2 separate regions of the Homo sapiens genome follow, and region 2 is linked to region 1. Evidence: chromatin contacts called from ENCODE Hi-C or POLR2A ChIA-PET data. All regions are on one chromosome and are shown on one strand. The core of a region is the stretch at or near the end of the contact, and the rest is flanking DNA. Distances in the headings are between cores, read along the strand shown.

What was found. Hi-C counts contacts between places; a loop is a spot of excess contacts on that map. ChIA-PET counts read pairs that join two places held with the same protein, here RNA polymerase II (POLR2A). Pooled maps may share reads with other maps.
Region 2: a map of ascending aorta shows a loop between it and region 1 (4-fold over the local background). The contact joins two enhancer-like sites. A Hi-C loop is called at or near these places in 1 of 168 maps with a recorded cell type or tissue (ascending aorta) and 2 of 50 pooled maps. POLR2A ChIA-PET finds 5 or more read pairs at or near these places in 2 of 52 experiments (HEK293 and activated CD8-positive, alpha-beta memory T cell).

The regions. Positions count from the first base shown.
Region 1 is chr22:46,795,244-46,801,022 of GRCh38, reverse strand. TBC1D22A (TBC1 domain family member 22A) reads right to left here. Exons shown (of 13, transcript NM_014346.5): 4 at 3,403-3,579. Among named protein-coding and RNA genes, the nearest start is that of TBC1D22A, 35 kb to the right of the region's middle. RefSeq lists an enhancer at 2,206-2,706. Within about 2 kb of position 2,747, at least 6 of the 41 ENCODE cell types and tissues checked have a DNase peak (open chromatin) inside an H3K27ac peak, as active enhancers do.
Region 2 is chr22:46,890,362-46,895,729 of GRCh38, reverse strand. TBC1D22A (TBC1 domain family member 22A) reads right to left here. Exons shown (of 13, transcript NM_014346.5): 6 at 4,336-4,464; 7 at 884-946. Among named protein-coding and RNA genes, the nearest start is that of TBC1D22A-AS1, 23 kb to the left of the region's middle. Within about 2 kb of position 1,594, at least 5 of the 41 ENCODE cell types and tissues checked have a DNase peak (open chromatin) inside an H3K27ac peak, as active enhancers do.

The sequences.
Region 1 (5,779 bases), core at 1,498-3,997:
AAGTGTGATTTTAATTTCCAAAAGTTGGTTCAATTACAAAGTCCTCCAGAATGCTCCAGGTGGGTACTCAGAGCCTGACCCAGCACAGGGTTCCCATCAGGCAAATCTTGCTTTCACCAGCTGTCTCTCCTCCACCTGCCTACTGCTGGAAACCACAGGACACAACCAGGAAAACATCTGTAAGTCCTTGACTCGTCAATGACCACAAAAGTGACCATATACGTCAATAGCACAAAAATCAAGTGAGAAGATAAAAAGGCCAGTTCAAATGAACGTAACAACAACCATAAAAATAACTAACATTTTTGAGTGTTTAGTATGTGCTAGGCACTCTGTTAAGCATGTCATATGTACTATCTCATTTAAACTGCAAAATGAGCACCGCTTTCATCATGTCTATCACGCAAACAAGAACTCTGAGAGCAGGATCATCACCAAGCTGGCTCAAGGTCACGTGGCGAGTAACCAGTGGAGCCAGCTCTCCACACAGGCAGCCCGGCTCCAGGACCCACTCTCCCAGGTGCAACGTGGTTCTGAATCTCCACACCACCCTGGAGGCAGGAGAGCCAGCAGAGAAGGGGCACTGGCATGCTAGAAGAGGAAGTGGCCAAGATGGGTACGTCAACTACAAGACTAGACTCCCGTAAGCACGATCTACCTTTATCTCCTGTCTTGGTGGGTGACACCTCCACACCTGGTGCTCTAGGCGAACTCACAGACCCATCCCCCACACTGCCTTCTCGCCTCACCCATGGCTAGGGATGCTCTGTGTCACCATCACAGAAGGAGGTTCAGGCGCCTGAAGAAACGTTCTCAAGTTGTTTGTAATAATAGCAAGTTAGGAATAACCCGCTGCCCAACCGCAGGGGCTGGTGCAGTCAAGTCGGGGGAAATCCATAGGATGGCATGTTACAGGGCACTCTAAAGACTAAGGCGGTTCTCCACGTACGCCATGGGAAAATGTATCATTCCCTTAAAAAGTGAGGTGCACAACTGCCTTGCCGTGCAAGGGGACAAAGAAATACACTGTAGAAATGCACAGACCCCAGAGCATCTCTCTACAGAGCACTTCATCACCAAAGGAAAAAGGGGAGCTCTTCAGTGGAAAGAGCTGGCAGACGCCACCTCAACCAAGTGATCGGAGTCCACATCTTCAACGTGAGGACCCACCAGCACCACGTGCCCCCGCTGTGATGACCAAGGAGAACACGAATCCCTTCAGTGATGTTCCTGCCAAAAATTATCAATCAGAATCTCATTGTGGGCAAACATCAGACAAGCACAAACCAAGGGACATCCCACAAAATCACTGGCCCGTGCTCTGCTAAAGTGTCAAGATGGAAATGCAGAGACCGGCAAAGCTGCTGCGCCAGGTTAGTGGAGAAGACAGAGGCGTGACATCCAAATGGAACGCATGGTCCCCACTGGAGTCTGGACTAAGAAAAAAGAGGGAAAGGACATTACTGGGACAACTGGCAGAATGTGACTATGGACTGTGGATGAAAATAATACAAGTGTTAAAATAGTACTGTGTCAACGTTAAATTTCCTGATTGTGACCCCTGTGCTGTGATGATACTGAGGGAATGTCTTTGTGCTTAGGAAATATGCAGCGAAGGTTTCAGAGGTAAAGGGATATATCTCCAACTGACTCTCAAATGGTTCAGGAAAAAAATGTATATATACACACAAAAACAGGCACACACATGCAGAATGGTAATGGGCAAACGTAAACAATTGGTGATTCTGGGTACAGAGCATATGGGAGTTGTTGGCACTATTCATGCCAACTGTTCTGCAAGTTTGAATTGCATCAACACGAAACGTTTAAAACAACAGATGCATGGGCCATCGCTGGAAGGAGACACCTCGAGCTGTGGAAAGGAAGGGAAGGTGGGGGCTGGGACAGGCCTCATTTTCACATACACCCTGCTGTGCTGTGTCATGTTATAACACATGCAAGTGTTGCTGTTTCAAAAAAAAACAAACATAAGGAAGAAACAACCACCCACTCTGAGAACTCTACTCAGAGCTGTGTCCTTCTAGCCAGGAGACCTTCCAAGAGCCCTCCCCCGCCTCGAGAACACAGCTTCAGCCATGCCCTTTGAACCGCTGCTTCTGCCCGGAAACCCTCTCCCTGCCCTGGGCTTGAGCGTGAAGGCCCGGCTGCTGCAAGCTCCTATATGGCCCCTGCATGGCTCCTGCGTGGCTCCTGGCGGCCCATCCGCGTGCGCCACTCGCCACCTCCTGGCCAAGCCAGGCGTTGCACCTCTGGCTCTTAGAGTGCCACAGTGACACCAGTCATAACTGTGTGATACAGGTTTGTCCCCTCAATGAAGCAATCTCATGACCAAGGCCACATTCCGGTCCTCCCGAGAGCTCCAGCGTCTAGCAAACACCTAGCCAGAGTGGCACTCCACAAAGATGAGATAGGGAAAGGAAGGACGTGGATTCAGCAGGAATTCCACCAGAGGAACTGAAAGCAAGTGCGTTCCACAGAGCCTGGCCACGGCAGTCCACATGGGCACTGCGTGTGCCTGGAAGCAACTCGCGCAGGAAGAGTCACACTGGTGACTGTGCTCTGCCCTGTGGGCCTGCCCCTCTGCCCCAGCCTCACCCCTGCCCCCTTGCAGGGCTCACAGCCTGTCACCCTCTGATGACTGCAAGCCCCATGGTAGGAAAGTACAAAACCAGCAGATTGAGTTGATGGTCACCAGCGCTGTGCCCCCATGAGCCACTGTCTTCAGAATACTGTCAAGAACAAGGATGTCCACCTGGCCAGCCTCGAAGGGCTCACCAAGGGCAGCAATAATAAAGAGTGCAAATGGGACAACAGGAAAACAGAATGGGCCAGGCGTGGTGGATCACGCCTTAAGCCCAGTGCTTTGTGAGGCTGAGGCAGGAGGATCTCTTAAGCCTAGGAGTTCAAGACCAGCCTGGGCAACACAGGCAGACCCGTATCTGTAGAAAAAATTGTTTAAAAAATCTGGTGAGCATGGTGGCACAATCCTGTAGTCCCACATACTCAGGAAGCTGAGGCAGGAGGATTGCTTGAGCCCAGGAATTCCAGGTTGCAGTGAGCTATGATCACACCACTGCACTCCAGCCAGGCAACAGAGTAAGACCTTGTCTCAAATTTTAAAAAAAGAAAACAAAAAGGAACGCAAAATACATTTTCAAATTGCATGGGAAAAACATTAACAAAACTTGTCTAAAGCACAAATTGCTACTACCTTAGTGACTGACTTGAAAATATTACATGAAAACATCACCTTCCTGCAAGGCAAATTACACACGGACGCGTGTGCATTACATAAGCATACATAGAATCCTTTAAGATGTGATCTATTTCAGAAACAGCAAGAAATGTCTGTGTGTGTCCTCCAGAGGGCAGGGTGCTTACCAAGGTCCGTGTTGGGGCCGGCAAGCAGCTGCTTGAACTTGTCGAGCCGGGAGGCCTCTCTTTCGCTCAGCGCTGAGCTGCTGAGAGTGCTGGGGTCAGATGTGCCACCCAGCGTGACGGTGGCCGAGTGTGGGAGAGACTGGGACCTCTGCAGAGGGGCGGCATCGCTGGCACTTTCTGCAGGGGTGAGAGAATGGGGGTGAGGGTGAGGGCGCTCCTCCCGACTACACGTTCCTCCTTGCTGTGCCACTGTCCCTTTGTGAATGCTGATGGGTCCCTTCTTCCCATCACTCAGCAGTGGGGACCTTGGTTTCTTGAGCAATAACATGGAACTGACACCTTTGAAATTCACTCGCTTCACTGGCAGAGTATTATTCACCAACAAAATGGACCACCTTGCATAAAAGCAACACAATGACAGCCAGAAAACTCCAGGGCCCCTCGGGCTGTGTGGAGGTCAGGCTCCCACCAGTGCCTGGGGTGGCAGATCAGGGCCTGCCCAGGTGACATGACCCAGAGGGTCTGTGTAGGACGGTGCCCTCGGGTCAGCCAGGCCTGAGTGCGGAGGGCAAGCCCGTGAGTTACCATGAGGGAAAGGAGAAAGCCTGCAGAGGTGCTGAGGACAGAAGGCAACAGTGGGGACACAGCAGGAACCAGGGCGCTGCGAGGGCTCTCACCTGCCATCTCAAGAGCGTGCCCAACCCCGCCACCTGCCTGGCCCTCCTGGGTCTCACCAGTGCCCTGGGAGGAAGGTCCCACAGGGACCCTCATCCCAAGGAAACAAAGGAAGCCAGACAGGTGAGGGATGGCACCTTCCCAGACCCCACCACAGGCAGTGACCGCAGTGGCACTAGAGTACAAGCTGCCCGCCCTCCCTCCCGCCCTCTGCTGCTGCCCACCATGGCCCCACTGACCCCCAAGACGGACAGGCCCAGGGGGATCCAAGCAGGTGGTGAGACAGCACGTTCCACCCAGCAACCCGGGACCGGGTCAGCCCAAGGGAAGACCCTAAGGCCCTCAGATCACTCAACACTGCCATCCGAGACCAACAAGCAAGAGGCTGGGAAAGGCTCCAAACTCCTGGGTCTAAATCCTGTCTAGCTATCTCATTTTTCAAAAACTGAAAATTAAAGTAGAGTGAAAAATAAACTCCAGGAAATGGAGCCGAAGCAAACGCTGCAGCTGACGGGCCGACATCCACTCCAGCAGCCGCTGAGCAAGGAGGTAGGAGCCGCACTCCCCCGCGCCCTCCTTCCCACAGAGCACCCCCATTTCCCTTATAACCTGGGAGTGGGGGAAAATAATTCACACAGAAACCCTCAGGCTATCCAGGAGCCAGGCAACCTATGGCCTCTGGGCAGAATGTGGCCCAGTTAAATTTCCAGAAAAGTCTGCTAAAGTGGGGACATAGACTTCAGAGTACCGCCCTGTCTCCTCCCCCATCCCCGCTGCCCACTCTCCCTGACTCCCCCCAACCCCCAGGAGGATCTCCTCCCACCAGCCTCAGTGCCCTTGCAGTGATTCCTATTTTGTAGCAGCCGCACACCAAGCAGTGGGCTGGGGCTCCAGCCCGGGGCGTCTGGCTCCAGAGTTTCCGCTGCCGGCCTTACTGCAGACAGGGCTGAGAACCAGCACCTGAGCAGAGGGGAGGACCATGGGTGACAGTGCCCCCTCTCCCTCCTTCAGAGGCTCCTGCTTCAGCAGCACTTACAGTTCCTCAGAGTGAATATTCAGCAGGAAGAGCAGCTGTGCACTGAGTCCCAGAATTAAAGGTGCTCAGCTGGACTTCCCTGTGATCTTCAGAAATGACTGATGTGGTTTCATCAGGACACGTAAGGGGCCGCTCACTCCTGAGCAGAGCCCATAAGTCCATGTCCTAGTGCTGCTGCAAAGCTTAATGAGTTTAGTATCACAGGGACTTGATACTGTACCTGCCACACAGTAAATGATCAATATATGGTATCATTGTCACTATACTGAAGTACTCAAAAAAAGCTTGCCCAGAAAGCAAACACAGGAAAGGTGGCCAACTCCAAGGCAGGCAAGTGGGAGCACAAGGCAATGAGGTCATGGGCCCCCTTCTCCCAGCGCAAGCTGCCTGCAGCATCCTTTGCTTGGCTCTTCCAGGATGAGGCCATCCCAGGGTGACATCCCAGGGTGACATCTCATAGCTCCCCGACCCCAGCTGGTCACAGCCTGAGCCTGCCTCTTGTCAGATCCCCCAGCCACACACCGTGTGGTCCTGCGGTCCTGGCCACTCTCAGCCTGACAGTGCCCTGCATCTTGGGGGTAGGGGGCACGGTGCTGAGAGGCTCACAGAGCTTCAATGTCAGCACCACCCATGAGCAGATGAAGCCAGGGATCCTGCCAACTCCGA
Region 2 (5,368 bases), core at 345-2,844, 96 kb before region 1:
CAAACTATTATGTAACTAGATACAACAGATTAGCTGAATCTTAGAAAACAATGAGAGACGCCGGGCGCCGTGGCTCACACCTGTAATCCCAGCATTTTGGGAGGCCAAGGCGGGCAGATCACTTGAGGTCAGGAGTTCAAGACCAGCCTGGCCAACAAGGCAAATCCCTATCTCTACAGAAAATACAAAAATTAGCCGGGCGTGGTGGTGGGTGCCTGTAATCCCAGCCCAGGGAGGCTGAGGCAAAAGAATCACCCGAACCCAGGAGGTGGAGGTGGCAGTGAGCCGAGATCATACCACTGTACTCCAGCCTGGGCGACAGAGCAAGACTCTTGTCTCTAAATAAATAAAGGAAAAAAAAACAAGAGGCAGAGACCAGACTACACAAAGAGTTATGCAGCTCCAAAAGACCCAAATTAAATGAATACATTGTGTCCCTACTGTCCCATGAATGAAAGTCACAAAGAATCGTAAACATAAAAGGCAAGAAAGCGTCATCCAGGAAGGGGGTTGCACAGGGGTGGGGGATACACAAGCGGCCTTGGTGCTCTGGGTCAGGCCTGAGGTCAAGGCCATGTTTGTAGCTGGGCAGCACTGGGGGGTTCTGTTTCCTCAATCTGGTGGTGGAACATGAGTGCATACATCCACACATATGTATTACATACATTCTTCGCTGTGTGTCAATATTATACAGTAAAAATATTTAAAGAACAAATAGAAGTCCTGTCAGCAACTGTGTCCACAAGGGCTAGATGCACCGGCAGCTCACCACAGCAACCTTGCTTCTGGGTGAAGCACCTCCGGCTGCGCCCACTGTCTGGTTAGCACAGTGGGCATCAGCCACTCCCAACGAGGGGAACTCCCCACGGCAAGAGCTTCTTACCTCCGTCACCTTGGGCTGCAGGATCAACGCTTCAGGGCTCATGCGAGGGATGTCTATGTGGATCTGGAGAAGCAGGAGAAACGGACATTTATGTTACGTCACAACAAACATCATTACGAGCGATATGATTAAAACAGCAATACTGAGGTAAGTCCTTCCCCGGCCTCTACCCCGCTCTCTCCTTGAGGATTCTCGTTCTCCATGTTACCACCTTCTCCCCTGAAGGAGGTATCCAAAGCCTGTTCTCTCTGAACAGCTCGCCCAGGCCTAGGCGACAGGCTTGCTTGACACTGTCCCTATCCAGCAGCCGTTGCTGCATGATTAGAAACAGAGCAGGCCTCGGCTGCTTAGTAACATCAGCCATAGCAATTAGTAAACATCGATTTTCAGCCTCTGACACAGACAGCAATTCAAGTACATCAATAGTTTACAAGTTTTCAGCTGTGACAGCTTCTTCCTGGACAGAGGCCACATTTTTCTCCACTTTATGAAGTCCTGGGGGAATCTAGAACATTTCTCAAAGGAAGCCTTTGAAAGCCTCTGTTAGTGTCAGCTGGTTCCTGCTTGGCCACCGTCTGACATCAGAGTCATAATAAAGTCCCCAACACTGCAGAGGAGGACACTTGTGGTTCAAGAAGCAACCAAACAAGAGTGTTGTGGGCTTGGCCTGGCATCACAGGCAGGCTCCCGACATCCCACGTGAACATCTCACACTAGCCCACGCTCCCGTTTATCCAGGACAACGGCACCAATGGACTGAGGGAAGACAGGCACATTTTAATGCCAAGGGAGATGCTGCAATTGCATTTCATTTCGCCCCATCCTTGCACATCTCCACAGAGGACTCTAACACCCAGGAGGCTGGGACATCATCACTCTGCCACTTATCACACTGTGGCCAGGCCTCAGTTTCCTTGTCTACAAAATGCCTGCTCCAAGTATCTCAAAACGTTACTGGTGAACATCAAGATTGTGAGTCAACAGCCAAATGGAGTAAGCTGAGGCACACACACACATCTGTGATGCGTGCCAAAGGAGGCCCGCCAGCAGCAGTGCTGCCGAGGAGGAGGAGGAAGAGGAGGAGGCAGAAGCAGCACTACTCTATCCAGACAGGCAGGGCCAAAGGACTGAAGCTGGCCCCATGCAGGAGCCCAGGTGCCAGCAGGGACAAGGGCCCAGGTCTCTCATCAGGGTGTCCTGGCGGCCTAATTGCTCTCCCATACAGTTACACTCGTGTGGACACACATCTGTCCCCAGCATGAGCAGCATAAGCTCCTGCAGGGCAGGAACCAGGTCTGAGCCACCTCTGCATGACCAGGGCCAGCAAAGCCCGCTTACATAGGAGCTCCTGTCACACATTTATTGAGCAGACGAGGCAGCATCCACCAGACCCAACCCCTGCCATCATCCCCATTGTCAGGAGAGGCTCCAACATTAGAGAGGCGGTCCTCCACAAGGCTGGGCAGGTGGGGCTCTGTGCACCCCTCCATCCATCCCGCCTGCCTCCCATCATACACAGAACTGGGCAAATCAGAAAAAGGCCACAAGAGAGCTGACTGAGGGAGGAAAAGACAGACCAGATGAACGTTTAACTCTGACTCCATGTGGCTCTCCATGTGGCTTTGACACAGCATCTTCAGCAGAAGAGTGAGCACATAAAAATCAAATGAAGAAAGGATGGAAAGCAAGCGGGAAACCTGCCGAGGCCACCCCACTCCTGCTGCCTCCACCAGTGTGCAGGGGTGGCATTGCCCACTGCGGGTCAGACGGCTGGTCGGGCTCAGTCCACAGGTCAAACGCCCAAGTGGATGTAAAGGAGAAACCAAGGTCTCCAAACCCCCACCGGGCCCAGCTCTGCCTGAAATGGCGATGGCGAGAACGCAGAAGGCGCAGTTCTAAGAGGCCTCAAAGCATCAGGCAGACAGGAAAAACTACCGCGTTGCCACAGGCGTGTCTCATCTATATTAATGTAGAAATAGTCTGGGAATTCACAATAATCTGGAACCTTTTTATTACCTATCACAGTAACTAAATAAAGATGTATGCAACCTGTTCGTAATTAACTTTCTCTTCCAACACTCATAACAGAATTCCACTTGGTAAAACTCGCAGATAGATGCTAGTGTCATCCTTTGGAAATCTTTTCTGAAATTAAAATGCATTAAAAAATAGGTTCAAAACAACGCCAAATTTATCAATTTCCTAAAACCAGTGGAGTGGCAAAAGAGGCCAGGTAAGCTAATATTTCCTTAAGCAAATCCAAAGTAATCTGTGTATCAAATCAGTTTCCCAGAGTAACTGGGTGGCGGTCCAGTGCGGTCCAGGGGCCCTGATGAGAGACAGAAGGCAACACGGGCCAGGGGCAGCTCCGGCCTGGAAGGAAATGGAGATGGCTGCTTTGCCCCAGCCTCACTCCTAAGCAAGTCACCTTTCCTCCTGCAGCCCTGTGTCCCATCCGTCTTTGAAGCTGCTGTCCAGGAAGGCATTTAACTTAAAGAATCTTTGTTATGTAACAGAGGTAAGGCATATATTTGGACTTTTTTTTTTTTTTACAGATAAAACCAACTAACAAAGAGATGTGGCTATCCCACAACTGAAAGAGAAAATGTGGCAAAGCTCCATCACCTAGAAGCAGGGTTTGCAGAGGGAAACATTCCTGCCGTGCCTCAGGAAACCCAGAAGCTGGTTTCAGATAGCTAAGACAATAATACCAATTAAGAACCACCATTTTGACCTTTCACATATTACAAAGACAGTGAGAATTATAAAGTCCTCAAAGAGCTATTCTAACAGCAAATTCTGGATGTACTGTGAATCATAAATCAATTTTAAGTATTTTCCCATTATGTACATCATCTGTCAACTGACTATTTAAGAAACCATAATTAGACACACTTTATATTAAACTAAATCACAAAATGGTAACTTGGCTACACCTTCTGCTATGATCTGAAGTGTGTCCCCTGCAAAACCAAACTGATGAACACACCTTTCCTGGGTCGGTATCACATCCCTACCTAGACCGAAGAGCCCAGCGCCAGAGAACCCCAGGCAACCTCTCTGTCCTGATGCCATCAGCTAAGTGGTTGGGCCTGGGCCTTTAGGAATGGCCTTTTATTACCAGACAGCAGCTCACTGTGATACAAACTCCCACCATCACCCCAAGGCCGGTCTCAGGAATCCAAGGCATTTATTTTGTAACCTCAATTTAAAATACTCTTTTTACTTTTGTAGAGGGAACTGAAGACAAGCAAGATAGTACTAGCAGAGGAAATTTGCCATTATTTGTTTTAAAATTTATTTATTAGAAAATAAAAATCTGTGAGCTAATCAGGGACCTGCATCTTTAACTCTGACCAACTCCACATGGTTTTGATAAAACATTTCCTCCTATAAATCACAGCAAAGCAAAGTACATCAGGCAACATACGAAAAAAAGAAAGGATTCCCACCTGCCTGTATGTGTCCTGGTGAACTTCGTCGTTCCTAGAATCGTAATAGTGCTCAATAAATGCAAAATATTCTTTTTGTTTTCTCTGGAGAGTGGCTGGTCTCCGGTCTACATTGGCGGGAAGGTAACCCTGGGTGAGAAATAAACAAAAAATATACATGGTTATAGCTAATTCATGGAGTCCCTATTATTAAGCGTGAAATAAAAAGACTTGCATCATACCTAAGCTTGGCATTCTGAAATCTGACACAGAGAGGAGCACAAATTGTGGGAAAAAAGAAACACACACAGAGGAGGTCAGCCAGCTGAACACAATGCAAGCACCACTCCCGACAGCACTCAGGAAGGGGCCTGGGCTTGCGTCCGCAGCCTCCCGGTGCAGGCCCTCCCCACTCACCTGGACAACAGTCCCACAGGCCCTGCAGCAGGTGGGCCCAAGGCTCTTCTACAACAGGGCTGCGAGATGAAACAAGCGCTTCTCTAGAGGCCTCATATACCAGACAGGATTCCAAAGTCTGAACTGTCTTCTAACAGCAACCACGCACACACACCCCACGCACACACACACATATACACGCATGCATATACACACATACGTGTGTACGTACTCTCACTTATGCAAATGTGCTATCTTCAAAGACTCATGGGCCCATGGCAGCTGCAGTCTCAGTACATAAAGGGGACTTGAAGTCAGAAAGGGCCAGGCAGCACAAGGAGGTCACGAAGAGCCTGATTCCTGGGCCAGACTGCCCAGGATTTCATGGTTTCTGTTGCCTTGTTTCTACTTTTTAACTTGACATTATTGACAATATATAGTTGTCCCTAAGTATCTATGGGGGATACCAAAATTCTTAGCTACTCAAGACCCTTATATAAAATGCCATAGTGTTTGCATGTAACTTATGCACATCTGCTTGAATACTTTAAATAATCTCTAGATGACTTATGACACCTGATACAAGGTAAATGCTATGTAAGTAATTGTTATACTGTGTTGTTTTTTATTTATGTTATCTTTTGTTGCACTGTTACCA